Regions from separate parts of the Homo sapiens genome. Here region 1 is linked to region 2. A link is a loop called in an ENCODE intact Hi-C map of the cell type or tissue named here. Cell type or tissue: spleen. All regions are shown on one strand. Links, peaks and the distances in the headings refer to the core of each region. The heading gives the core; the rest is flanking DNA. Region 1 overlaps MARCHF6 (membrane associated ring-CH-type finger 6). Region 2 overlaps MARCHF6 (membrane associated ring-CH-type finger 6).

What was found. A loop is a pair of places that touch in the nucleus more often than their neighbours do. Peaks named below come from ENCODE experiments on the same cell type or tissue, not always from the same donor. Only the 100,000 strongest peaks of a DNase experiment are listed, where the experiment ranks them.
Region 1: a loop joins it to region 2, with 2.3 times the contacts of the local background. A loop is called at or near these places in 18 of 110 quality-filtered maps.

Annotation. Positions count from the first base shown.
Region 1 is chr5:10,361,771-10,369,000 of GRCh38, forward strand. The region is part of intron 1 of MARCHF6 (membrane associated ring-CH-type finger 6); the gene reads left to right. Among named protein-coding and RNA genes, the nearest start is that of MARCHF6-DT, 11 kb to the left of the region's middle. In spleen, for the core only: no CTCF peak of the experiment used is centred there; no DNase peak of the experiment used is centred there.
Region 2 is chr5:10,420,380-10,427,609 of GRCh38, forward strand. It overlaps MARCHF6 (membrane associated ring-CH-type finger 6), which reads left to right. Exons shown (of 26, transcript NM_005885.4): 23 at 3,356-3,445; 24 at 6,011-6,143. Among named protein-coding and RNA genes, the nearest start is that of ROPN1L-AS1, 18 kb to the right of the region's middle. RefSeq lists an enhancer at 453-1,652. In spleen, for the core only: a CTCF peak has its summit at 3,997; no DNase peak of the experiment used is centred there; H3K4me3 peaks cover 762 bases; H3K27ac peaks cover 1,945 bases.

The DNA of each region.
Region 1 (7,230 bases), core at 974-5,973, 59 kb before region 2:
TTTTTTTTTTGAGACGGAGTTTAGCTCTTGTTGCCTAGGCTGCAGTGCAATGGCGCGATCTCGGCTCATGGCAACCTCCGCCTCCTGGATTCAAGGGATTCTCCTGCCTCAGCCTCCCGAGTAGCTGGGATTACAGGCATGCACCACCACACCTGGCTAATTTTGTATTTTTAGTAGAGATGGGGTTTCTCCATGTTGGTCAGGCTGGTCTTGAACTCCTGACCTCAGGTGATCCGCCCACCTCGGCCTCCCAAAGTGCTGGGATTACAGGTGTGAGCCACTGTGCCTGGCTGTAATACACTTTTTACTTTCCTGTCTCTCTCCTTCCCTTCTGTCACCTCTTAATGTATTCTGTAAAGATGGAATCAGGTTAATAAAGTATAATTTACACACAAATTTACCCTGTTTAGGGTGCAGTTCTGTTATAACACTTTTGAAATAGAATATTGGAGATTCCATGTCTTTTTTGATTACTTCCCCATTTACCAAATATTGGGTACATGTCTACTACGTATCTAGGACCTGTGCAACAATGTTTTCTGCATGTTTCATTTCTTCATTCCAAGTCCTTGAAAAGTGCCAAGAGGCATTTCTATTGAATGGAACAGTTTGAAGAGCATTGATGTAGCTAGAGTAGTGGTTTTCAAAGCTTTGTCCCAAGACCCCTTTACATTCTTAAAATTGAGGACCCAAAGGACTTTTGTTTATGTGGGTTTTATATGTAAAGATAGATATTTACCATATTAGAAATGAAGAATGAATACAAATTATTTAGAATATTTAAAAGTAACAATAAACTCAATATATGTTAATAAAAATAACGTTATCTGGATTATTATAAGACAATTGGATTCTCATCTCTCCCTTTGCAGTCACTTTGTTAAGTGTTTTGGTTAGTGTATATAAAAACTCGGCATCACACAGATTTATAGCTTGAAAAGGGATGAATATTTTCAGATGTTTGTATGTTCTTTGATACTATGTCAAAACTTGACAAGTGGTAGTTTCTTAACGTATCTGAAAACATGGCAGTCACCTTAAAAAATTAAATTAACTGTTAAATTAAAATCCATTTGTCTGGTAGTGTAGGATAGAGTCCAGAAATAGATCCACACATACATGGACAGTTGATTTTTGGACAGAAGTGCAAAAGCAATTGCATAAAATATAAAGGATATCGTTTTTCAACAAATGGCACTGGAATAGTTGAATAGCTGTAGGAAAAAAAAAAGAACTTTGAGCTATAGCTTGTACCATATACCAAAATTAACTCAAAGGGCTGTTAGACCTCAATGAAAAACCTAAAACTATGAAACTTCTAGGGGAAAATATAGGAGAAATTCTTCGGAATCTTGGGTTAGACCAAGATCTCTTAGGTATGACTCCAAAAGCATGATCCATAAAAGAAGTGGATAAATCAGATGGCATCAAAATTCAGAATTTCTTTCAAAATTAGAAAGACACTTAACAGAATGAAGACAGGATACAGAAGATGTATCTTATAAGGGGCTTGGAGTATATAAAAAATTCTCAGAACTCAGTAATAAGAAAACAATAACTCAGTTTTTAAAATGGTCCAAAGATTTGTATAGACACTTCACTAAAAAATACATGTACATGGCTATTAAGCATATGCAAATATGCTAAGCATCATTAGTCAAAACCATAATGAGACACCACTTCACACCTGCTAGGATGGCTATAATCAGAAAGAACAGGTAAGTGTTGGTGAGCATTGTAGAAAAATTGGAACCTTCATTTGTTACGCTAGGAATGTAAGATAGTGTGACTGATTTTGGTAATTCCTCAAAAAGATAAGCTGAGTAACCATATGACCCAGAAATTTCATATACCCAAGAGAATTCAAAAAATATATTCACACAAAAACCTGTATATGAGTTAGCAGTATTATTTATAATAGCCAAATAGAAACAACCCAGTGTCCATCAACTGATGAGTAGATAAATGTGATCTATTTGTAAAATAGAATATTACCCAGCAGTTCAAAGGAATTAAGTACTGATGCATGGTACAACTTGGATAAATCTCATAAACATTAGGATAAGTGAAATAAGCCAGTCACAAAAGAACATATTTTCTATGATCCTATTTGTGTGAAATGTCCAGAATAGGCAAATCTATATATAGAGAAATTAGTGGTTGTCTGGAACTGGGGAGAGCAGATGGAGTAGGAAGTATCCACTAATAGTTACAGGGTTTCCTTTTGGGATGATGATAATGTTCTAAAAGATTATGGTGATGGTTGCGTAACTGTAAATATACTTAAAACAATTGAAGTCTTTAAATTGGTGAACTTTATGACATATATCTGAATAAAATTGTTAATTAAAACTACTGTGAGATATCATTACATACCTATTAGTGTGGCTAAAATGGTAATAGAATGACTGACCGTACCAAGTGTTTGTAAGGAGGTAGAGCAGTTGGAATTTTCATATACTGCTGGTGGGAGTGTAAAGTGGTACACCACTTCTTCTGGGGAGCAGAAAGCAACCTTCCGGGTACAGGTGAGCCAAGGTTGATGGGCAGTTATGCAGAGGGAGTTGGGATATCACTGTGTGTACCTGTGCAAGTCCTGGAGTGTGTTGGGTCCTCATCAGCAGGGCTGTATGAAGGTGTTCATTAAAACAAAACTACTGATAGTGTGGCAGGAGCTAGAAAACACCCCTTTCTTCTTAGATATCCCTCCAGCACCCTCTACTGGCAAAGTTTAACTGCCCCTAGCCAAAAGAAAAGAAAAGAAAAGCTTAGCATCCCTATCACTGAACAGGGACTGAAAGGGAGAATTTGGAGTTGAGAAGGGGATACATGGATAACTAGCTCATTACTGCTGAAATTGTTGGAATCATTCATTGCCTGTGCTGCTGAAGCTTGATGTTGCCCACAGCTGTTGGGCAGAATCTCCACCATGACTTGCGTATCTGTTAGCAGGAGTCTGCAGTACCTGCCATTAGCTGCAACTGCTGGTTTTTAGAAACAAGTAGAAAATGGTTTCGCTGTTTCTCTGCTTCTTCTTTATTTTTATTTTTGAGATGGAGTTTCGCTCTTGTCGCCCAGGCTGGAGTGCAATGGTGCGATCTTGGCTGACTGCAACCTCTGCCACCCAGGTTCAAGCGATTCTCCTGCCTCAGCCTCCTGAGTAGCTGGGATTACAAGCACATGCCACCACGCCCGGCTAATTTTGTATTTTTAGTAGAGACGGGGTTTCACCATGTTGGCCAAGCTGGTCTTGAACTCCTGACCTCAGTTGATCTACCCACCTCAGCCTCCCAAAGTGCTGAGATTACAGGTGTGAGCCACTGCACCCAGCCTCCCTGCTTCTTCTGATCTCACAGAAGTGCTTCTCATTGACAGACTCTAACTTAAGCCTAGTTGGCAAGGAGGCCAGAAAGTGCAGTTTTCAGGCTTCCAGGAGCAACAGTACAGGTGAATTTTTAATTTAGTAACGATAGTAATCTGGTGAGCTAAAATAAGTAAACTTTGGGGTACATAGAGAATTGGAATTATTATTATTATTATTATTTTTGAGACAGAGTTTCGCTCTTGTTGCCCAGGCTGGAGTACAATGGCACGATCTTGGCTCACCGCAACCTCCGCCTCCCGGGTTCAAGCGATTCTCCTGCCTCAGCCTCCCGAGTAGCTGGGATTACAGGCATATGCCACCACACCTGGCTAATTTTGTATTTTTAGTAGAGGTGGGGTTTCTCCATGTTGGTCAGGTTGGTCATGAACTGCCGACCTCAGGTGATCCGCCCACCTCAGCCTCCTGGGATTACAGGCGTGAGCCACTGCACCTGGCCGAGAATTGGAATTTTTAAACTGTGTTTGCAAGGCCTAATTCCCAAACCCACATAGTTTGTGTATGGGTATACGCTCACCCTCAAAAAGGAAATATTTTTTGTAAAATTTGAGCAGTTAAACATTTTTTTCTGCCTGTAATTGTAAAAGTAGCAATTAAACACTATCTACTTGGGGACGAGAAAGGAAGAAAAATTACCCATGTTCTCGTCTGACCAATTACAGTGGCTGTCTTTTTTTTGCATTTTCTTCTTTAGGCTATGGTGTTTTTACCTAGTTGGAAGTAAGGGAGTGTGGTCATTTAAAAATGTTATATCTCTTTCCATATTAGCAAATAGTTATATATACATATATATACTTTTTTTTTGTTTTTTGGTCTGTTGCCCAGGCTGGAATGCAGTCACGCAATTTCGGTTCACTGCAACCTCCGCCTCCTGGGTTGAAATGATTCTTGTACCTCAGCCTCCTGAGTAGCTGGGATTATAGGCGTGTGCTGCCATACCTGGCTAGTTTTTGTATTTTTAGTAGAGATGGGTTTCGCCATGTTGGCCAGGCTGGTTTCGAACTTCTGGACTCAAGTGATCCATCTTGCCAAAGTGCTGGGATTACAGGCATGAGCCACTGCGCCCAGCCTTGTATTTGCTATTTTTAAGGGACTGTATACATTCCATATAGTGAATGTGCACCATTTATATAGCCGCTTCCCTATTTTGGGCTATATAGGTTATCTGCAGACATTTTGAGTAATATTTTTAATATATTTTCAAAATTGTCTACTATAATTGTAGCTACTAATTGTAAAAATTTTATTGATAATTACATATTAAACATTCCTTGTTTACTTCAGCCAGATGAACAAGGTCAACATTAACAGTTACATGTGGCATAGTGCCACGGTTATTACTTGAGACTGTCACTATGACAGTTACTGCTGTTACTACTTGAGACCGTCATTATGAGACTGAGTGAAGGGGGACAAATGTAGAAATGAAAAATTAAGACAAAAGAAACTTTTAAAGGAAGAAAAAAGGGGAAGAAAAAGAGGGCTCCCTGCTTCTAGGGAGCAAAGGCAGCAGCCTAGCTTCCACAGCCCTTAGAATTTATTGGGTAGAAAGAGCAGGGGGGAGGTGATAATGACTGGTCAGCTGCTTAATTGATCACACGTTCATATTATTACGAACAGGCTTCAGATGTACCTAATCACAAGAAACTGAGCTTGGGGCGTGACTGCCTTCAGCATTCCTTCTGGGTGGCATAGGCAGTTTGTCAGTTTGCCAACATTCTGCGTTTATGAGAACAGTTTGCTGTTCACTCTTATAGCCTCCAGTGGTATACTGAGTTGATCACGACCCTCAGTCTTTCGGCCTCCAACAGTTACAAATCATGTTGATGGCATATCCCTTGATATGATATGATATGATATAAGATGCCACTTCATGTGATTTTTTTCCTTCCCAAAACCCATAGCCCCAGTCTATTCATGAATCATGCAATTTCCAGTAAACAGACATTCTACAGTGTACCTGACCAGTACTCCTTAAAATTGTCAAGGTCGTCAGAAACAAGGAAAATCTGAGAGACTGCCCGAGCCCAGAGGAGCCCAAGGAGACATGACAACTAAATATATGTAGATCCTAGAACAGAAAAGGGACGTTAGGTAAAGACTAAGGAAATCAGAATAAACCATGGATTTGAGTTAATGACAATGTATCAATATTGGTTAAGTGTAACAAAAGTGTAACAAATCCTAATAAGATGTTAATAGTAGGGGATATTGTGTGCTGGGTATATGGGAACTCTGTACTCTCTTCATATTTTCTGTAAGTCTAAGACTTCTAAAATCTAAAGTCTGTTAGTAATAAAAAATAATTCTTTGTATATTAAATTATCACTGATTTAACACCAGAAGGTAAGTGGAGAGATTTTGAAGTCTTACATCAAAGAACTTTCAAGATAGATAATAGCTTAAGAGTTATAACATGTACCCCAAAACTTAGAGTTTTATTTTTTTCCTCATACTAGGCACTTAGGATAAATTATTGAACTGTACTGTTGGCTAGAAAAACTTTGATGAAATGGGCTGACTTCCACAGTGGTGGTGGTTTTCTTTCTTTCTTTCCCATCTCCTGGGCAATCTCCACAAGAATTTGAAAAATTACTAAGGACTTGAAGCTTTTTTTTAATTAAAAAAACCACTATTGTTTATTGAGCCAAGCTCTTTGGTGGAATCTTTAAAAGGTATCCATGTGTAAAGACATTAGGTATTCAAATACAGCAACAAAAATTGCTACAGGATTAAATAGAAATTTCCCTTTGAAAACCAGGAAGAGCTTTGCCATATTGTTTCTAAGTAGGTTTGCGTTCATAACAAGCAAGATGCATTGATTTTACTTTGGCCTGAGCAAGATTCATAATTTTACTGCATACGAATCTGATGGGGGGGAGCCTCAATCTGCCACAGAACCTACTTCGGTGGTTTAATTTTTAGTAAAGGACTTTAAGCTGAGCCCTTTGTAGACTTCACTCTTTTTGTAGCCTTGGCCTTGTTACTCTGTTGAGGTTTTGGGTGGTGGGATTGGAACTAGTATACAAAACAGGCTATTCTTTTTTTGACTTTGTATGTTTGTAATAGTCGTACTTGCTTCATGTTTTTGCAAAGCTGCTAAGATTCTGTATAAAATAGGATCAGCTAAGTTATGTCGTAGTCACAAACTACCCTAAACCTCAGGAGCTTAAAGCATCAAAAGGTTAATCACTTCTTGGCCAGGCACATTGGCTCACACCTATAATACTGGCAGTTTGGGAGGCCAACACCAGAGGATTGCTTGAGCCCAGGAGTTTGAGACCAGACTGGGCAACGTGGTGATAGAGAGACCCTGCCTCTACAAAAAATAAAGAAAAATTTAGCTGGGCCTGGTGGTGTGCACATGTAGTCCCAGCTGGGAGGCTGAGGCAGGAGGATCACTTAAGCCCAGGAGTGTTTTTTGTTTGTTTGTTTCTTTTTGAGATAGAGTCTTGCTCCGTTGGTTGCCCAGGCTTGAGTGCAGTGGCGTCATCTCGGTTTGCTGCAACCTCCACCTCCCAGGTTCAAGCGATTTTCCTGCCTCTGCCTCGCAAGTAGCTGGTACTACAGGTGTGCGCCACCACGTTCTCGGTAATTTTTAGTAGAGATGGTGTTTCACCATGTTGGCCAGGCTGGTCTCAAACTCCTGATCTCAAGCAGTCTGCCCACCATGGCCTCCCAAAGTGTTGGGATTACAGGCGTGAGCCACCGTGCCCAGCCAGGAGTTTGAGGCTGCAGTGAACTATGGTTGTGCCATTGCACTCCAGCCTTGATGGCCTGGATGACAAAGTAAGGCTCTGTTTCTTTAAAAAAAAAAAAAAAATTTCCAATGTGGGTGGAGGGGGAAG
Region 2 (7,230 bases), core at 935-5,934:
GTGGCAAAGTGTCACCTTATGGATTACTTTATGGCTCAAAGGGAAACACACAACTAGTGGAGGGGTCAGGCTGACAATACCCTAACCCAGTCAGTGATCAAGCAAAGTACTGCTGCAAATGGGACAAACAGATACTATCTGCCTTTTAATGTTACGCAGCATGAGCCCTGGAAAAGGCCAGAGCATCCCGTGGCATCAAGGAGCCATCTTGGCACTGTTAGCCAGGCCTTAGTGTTCTCCTGTTGGACATAAACAATTTGACAGAACATCAACATCATACACTGTCACTCTGTGATCAAGATAGAGGAAGACAAAAGCAAGACCCTCTGCAATCATGTCTGAACACAGACAGAACAGGAGCATTATTCAAACCACAGAAATGACCAAACATTCCCCTTTACTGGCTAACATGATTGGTTACTGCCTCATTACCAATTACAGTTTTAGCTTCTGCCACTTTTTCTAGATAAGATTTATTTATTAAGATAACCATTCACAGATTACTCTGCTTTCTAATAGCATCTGATACAGACCAAATTCCTGCTTCTTAAATCCTCCCCCAAATCCCTAACATAAGCTGAAATCCTGTAATAACCCCTTTCTAGCACTCTTACTGAGGGGCCCCAAGTTCTCCATGATGTGTTACTCCCTTGCTGCAATGAGTAATAAATGCAACTTGTTCTAGTTATACTTGTATTTTTGGTGGTCTTTACAGTACTCAGCATTACTTCTGAAATCATCATCACCTTAGAGAATTCTTTGGTACTATCAAAGTTTAAAAATGCTTATATATTATGACTCAGCAGTTTGGCTTTTCAGAATCTACTGTGAGGCATGAGCAAGGCTGTTTCTGCAAATACATCATTTTTTATAGCAAAAAATGAGAAGTGATCTAGATGTCCACCAATAGAGAATGCCCAAATAAAATGTGGAATATCAATGCAGCAATTGAAAAAATGAAGTAGAGATATTTGTTTTGATATCGATAGCTCCCAGACGTGTTTCTGAGTTGGGGGAAAGCACAAGCTGTAGACAGATAATGTGCAGCGTGCTATCCTTAATGTTTTGCATTAAACCCCCAAGTTTTTGAAGGAACAGTTTGCTTTTTCTTAATTCATGACTTTAAGCTACTTGCCTTTCCTGCAGCAAGTGGCTGCAGCTCCGTGGGATAGTGGGCCAGTTGGAATTCTAGCAGAGCAGCTAGTGTGGTGTGTCCTGTCTGGCAGGAGAGGACTGCAAAGCAGTGGGTTTTTGGAGAACGCGAATCACAGTGATCTTGGACCTCCTTGGGTAAACATTAATCTCATTTGGGTGTCTGCTGGACTCCCAGAAGGCCAAGAGAAAGCTGAATTGGTGGGTTGTTGCATCTTCCCTGCCTGTGAGAAAAAGCAGGGAGGCTTTCTTCATGTTCCTCAGTAGGAGACTGTTGGAGGGCTATCCCAAAGGTCTGAAGACGTAAAAGATCCTTTTGAAGCCCTTTAGGATATTCTCAGCCAGGCCCAAGCCTCCTTGAGGCTGCAGAGGAAATTATAACAAGTGCTTTATATGCAGGAGGCTTAGCAGCCGCAGAAAGGAAGTTAAGGCAGAGCAGTCAGAACACATGCCAGTTTGACAGCACTGCTTGCAGAGCCATGAGCTTCCAGAGAGAAGAGGAAATACACGGACGCCGAGTGCAGTATGTTCACACGCACATACAAACAGCAGCTCTAAAGCAGAACGCAGTTGTTGTGGAGCTGTATGACATAGATTTCAGACAAATCTAGTAGTGAAAAAAGATGTGGACAGTCACCACTGGGCTTGGCTTGGAGGCTTGGAAGATGAATGCAAAGCACTGGGCAAAACGGAAGAGGAAATTGAGAAAGAGAAATGTTTTGGAGGAAACATCTAGGAGACTTAGCGTACTGATAACGGGGGTTCCAGAAGGAACAAATGTGAGGCAGCATTGATACAAAAACAGGAGAAAATTTAACTGAATTGAAGAAAGATCTGATTCTGTAGTTTGAAGGGGCTCATGAGATTTGGTAAGATTGAGATCCAAGATAAAAACACGTAATTGGGTATATCTTATTAGACACGGGGAAATCAAAACAAGCTTCAAAAAACTGCATTGTCATTGGACTTTTTTTCTGTAGCACTGAAAACCATAAGATCAGAGAATTTATAGACGACTGGGTAAAAGGGACAAAAGCCAAGCTTCCTCTACCCAGACAAAAAATCATTTAGCTGTTCACCTATCAGGGTGAAGATTGATATTTGAGGGTATTCAAGAATTCAGTGTATGTATCAACCTCTCACCCCATTTGAAGAAGATCCTTAGAATAACCAATCAAACCAGTAAAGAAATGGGAACATTGGCCTCAAGATGGTAGACAGTGAAGAGGAGAATTAACAATCTGAGCAAAGTCCATATGAAAATGATACTACATACTTTCTATGGGATATAGATGTATAGATGCAGCTGAATGCATGGGGAAAAACATGGATGGTATGTACCAAAAGCTAATAGTGGTTATTGCTGGGGAGGGATCAGGATTTAAGGTAGTGATCACAGAGGACTCCCGTCTTTTCTGTAAAGATTTTGGTTTTATGTAAGAATCAGTCTAAATGTTACATGTGGTTTCTTTTTTTTTTTTTAATACCGTTTTTTGTTGTTGTTGTTTTAAATAAGCTAGATAGAGACCAGGTTATAAAGGGTTTTGTGTGCCTTGCTAAGGACTTCAGGGTTGTTAAGCAGGGAAGTTACGTTCATGATCTGATTTGCATTTAAAGAGATACTTGGTGGTGGTGGGGAAGGGGGCTGTGGGGAGGGAGGAAGTAGTCATCACTCTGTCTGGTGGAGAGCTGGAGGGTGGGCAGGCCAAGAGTCCGTTGCACCATGAGGAGGAACCTAGTAACAGTTCCCCAGTAGAACCACAAATGCTTCAAGCTAGAAGCTATCTGTGAGCCTTTAGAATGGTTTCTTAGGCCAAACTTTGCTCCACAGTCTTAATTTGACATAAATCAGCTCACTTGAAACCAATGAAATAGCCTAAAGATAGTTTGAAATAAAATCTTGGCATTTATTTTATTTGCTTTTTGAGATATCCATTAATGACCAGACTTTCTCTAACTCTTGGGAAAACAATATAGATTTTTAAAAGATAGAAGAACAATTTTTGATGGAAACATTGAATTTGAGCTGTTGAAGAAAAAAAATTCTCTGGGTTTTCAGTACGTTAGTCTTTTGTAAAATTGTTGCCAATCCTATAGAACTTCTATTTTGATGTGAAATAATGTAAGAAAATTATACAGCCTCTCTGCTGTGTTTATTGTTAAAAAACAACAGAAATATGTTAAATGGTTTTTAATTCCCTAGGACTGGGCACTTGGAGTCCTGCATGCCAAAATCATTGCAGCTATAACATTGATGGGTCCTCAGTGGTGGTTGAAAACTGTAATTGAACAGGTAAGCAAAATCAGTTTTCAGAGAAAGACATTCTGGAATTGGTTGTGTTTATGTTTGGCAGCTATAACTCTTATTTCTTATCTTCCTACCTTGCTGAGTTTTCTACATTTTTTTTGATGGGCATATATAACCTTTTTTTTTTTTTTTAAAGACAGCAGTTTAGTTTTACCACTGTAGGGGAGGAAAATAATTTGTTCTCAACCCTTGTTTTTTTTAGTTAAAATGGAACCCTTTAATAAAAGACAACAGAAAAACAAAAGTTTATTAAAGTACATATTTCATATATACATGGAGATACCCAGGGAATGAGTAATTTCAAAGAGGTGGCTTTGAATTCCAACGAATCTTCAACAAAGAATAATAAATTTTTAGAGAAGTGACAAGATGAAGGAAAAGGACTTTGAGTCTCTAGGGGTGGCAAGTGAGGGGAAGCAAAAAATTGGCAGATGCGGCTCCTTAGTAAAGCTTGGCAGTGTTGATTCCTCTGGTGCCATCTAGAGGCCCAGAAAGGCCCAAAGCTCTCTTCAGTGGGTAATCTTTGTCCTTCATGGTGTAGGGAAGTGGGGTGGGCTACCTTTTGTCTTTATACATTTATATTCTGCTTCTAGGCAATAGAGGGAGGACGGAAAGTTTTCCTGCATCTATTCTTTCTCAGTTGCATTCAACTCAAAACAATCCTTATGCCTAAGAGGCATATTTTTAGGGTGGCATATTGTGGTTTTCTATACTCCCATGAATTTTCATCAACCACGTTTAAGCCATCCTTTATCTGAAGGTTAACCAGTAGCTTACGGTATCTAGAACCCTGTTCATAGTGGAGACAAAAATGAAAATACGTGCTTTTTTTCTGGTGAAGGTTGATATTAATGTTTCTAAGCCTGTAGTAGATTTGGAGTGGGGGAAAGGTTATTGCTCGAGGTAATAAAAGAAGACAGAGGAAAAAACATTACAAAAGGAGAGCTGTTTTGGCTTCATCTAGCTACATAGTACCTAAGACTATTATTGTATTACAGAACTGCCAGATAATTTGATTGTTGTGGGAATACCTTGGAAAAGGTAGACTGTGCTTTAGCACTCCGATAATAAGACTAGAAAGTATGGTAATTCATTTAAGGAAAATTTCTATCCAAAATGGCCAACATAACAGATTTTGCTGCTACTTTACGCTTTAGCTATATGGCAAATGTACTTGTGGGGACCCCTCTTATCCTTAGGCCAGTGCCACATAAGTAAGACATAACAGTTCTGCAGCAGTAAAGTACACCTCTTTTTGCTGTATGAGAAGTAAAGACAGTAGTTAGCCAAGCATGCTCAAGAAAATCTGTTCAAAAAGTGCCTGTATTTCAAGATTTTGATTCTTAGGAGTAGGGGGGTTAGGGAGCCAGCAAATTGCAGTGTGTTTGTGTGTGTCTCTAAAGTATGGGCTAATTCTGAAGTCCACCAGGAGTGTGATGGATTGGGGGCTTCTGGCTTCATATCCCTTCAGGATCAGAGTGCAGGCCAGTACACTCTAGAATGGCCAGGTTAGCCTCTGGCCCTTGAAAAAGGAGCATGGAGATGGGATTTATTCATACTGGAGGCTGTGGAACATCATTGATCTTCTAAATAATTTGTTATCTTATTCATTGTTTTCTCTTGCGTATGTGCGTGTGTGTCTCTGTAAATTTAAGAAAAATGGTTGGAAATGGTTGAGAAACACTGGGATGCCTTGCTTCATTGATTAAAATGCATTTGGGTTAACTAGGTGTCTTTGGGAATGGCAGCATGCCTTTAAAAGGTTAAGCATGTTTGCCATTCAAATTCCGAGGTGATGGGGTTGAGTTATGCTACATTCAGTCACAGCTAAGAGAGGTTTAAGTGCTGCTGGTGAGGCAAGAGGAGAAGAAAATAACAGCCTTCTAAGCCTTGTTTCTGTCTGCACTCCATCTAAATTTTCTGTTCCCAGGGTTTTCCCATTTCCATCCATTCTTTCCTCTGCATTACTCTTGTAGAATTTTCTGGATAAGATGATGGAAATATTCTAGTAATTCTTGGACTTGCTTTTTTTATATTCACTATAGAATTCTTTCATACTAAATTTTTAAATACCTTTTGATTTGTTAAAATTTGATTTATGCAAGCTTTTCAGAAACGCTTCCTGCTTCAGTGTTTTCTCATCATACTCAGATAAAATGAATGCAATATTGTATAATAACACAATATTACATATTACGTATCTCTTTCATAAGATGTATGAAGTTACTTCAAGTAATGTGGTCTTGAATGAATACCACTGAATGTCATCTGGTATTGTATAGTGCAAGTAGAGTATAAATTATTCTAGATTAGTGTCTTATTTCATCACTTAGCAGAGCTAACTGCAGAGCGTTAGTGGGTAAATACATTTCTTCAGAAACTCGTGGGCACTATGCTTATGTTGATATACCAGAATTTGCCTTGACTTTAGAAGAAGTAACCAGTTTGACTATTTTTGGGTTGGCAGATTCAGTTGTGTGGAGATTGCTGTATTAACTTGGAGGAATTTGTCTTGTATCTTTGTTCTAATTGCTTTTTGTAATGTTTCAGGTTTACGCAAATGGCATCCGGAACATTGACCTTCACTATATTGTTCGTAAACTGGCAGCTCCCGTGATCTCTGTGCTGTTGCTTTCCCTGTGTGTACCTTATGTCATAGCTTCTGGTGTTGTTCCTTTACTAGGTACGTAATGCTGGTTGTGGAGCCTTGAAGGAGCACTTTTATTAACATTGGACATTCTCTTTACCCCTAGTAAAAAGGATGTCTCACTCCATATGCTTTATTTGTAAATGTGAATCCAGCTAAGACAATGATTTCAAAATACCACTTTTCTTAGATTTGACTATTCTGGGTAAGATTAGAGGATCATAAAGCTCTTTGATACAGTTCTTTTCTCTACCAGAAGATAAAACTTGAAATTTACATGCTGTACAAAATAGGCAGGATCAGATTTCCTTCAGGTTGTCTTCTTCTGACTAGAAGTGCTGTGATCATATAAAATTAAGTAACAGTGTTGTTGTATTTAAGTTTTAAAGAAATATTCTTTGGCATAAAAGATCCAAAGAGGAGATGCTAATGGGCAACACGTTTATACTGAAATACACTGTCTTGTTGATTGTGTAGTGAAGACTCCTCATAGCTCCTTAAACCCAACATATTTTCAAAATTATAAGCAGAGACTTTTCCTTCCCAAATCTTTTTCTTCTCCAGAATTCCGTCTCTCAGCAGCAAACATTATCATCCAACAAATTGCATAAGTCAGAAACCTTGAAGGCTATCCATGTCACCTTATTCTGTCCTCCATGTCCCTCTGGTCTCCAAGTGTCCCATTCTTCCCTGAAGAATCTGGTCTCTCGTCTCTGGAGCCTTTGCTCCTGACTTTTGTTGAGTCATTCGTCTCCTACCCTAACTTTGGCACCTTCCTATCTGGTTTCCCAGCCTTGAACCTGCCATCACTAATTCCTTCTCCACACTGGGCACAATGACCTTTCAAAAGAATGAATCTCATTGTACCTCTTTGGTGAACATTTTTTTCATTGGTTCCTCTGTGGCCTTTAATGCAGTCCAACCTTTTGGCATAGTTTACAAGGCTCCTCCTTTTGCTTTGATGTGGGCTTCAGTTTGACCTCACTCCATGTCATATACTCTGAGTTTTGATTAAACAACCATGGAATGGCCTCTTATCAAACACACAATGTCCTCTCCATAACTGTCTCCACATTTTCATTTGTCTTATCCATCTGCCAGAAATGACCCCGTCCTCCCTTTA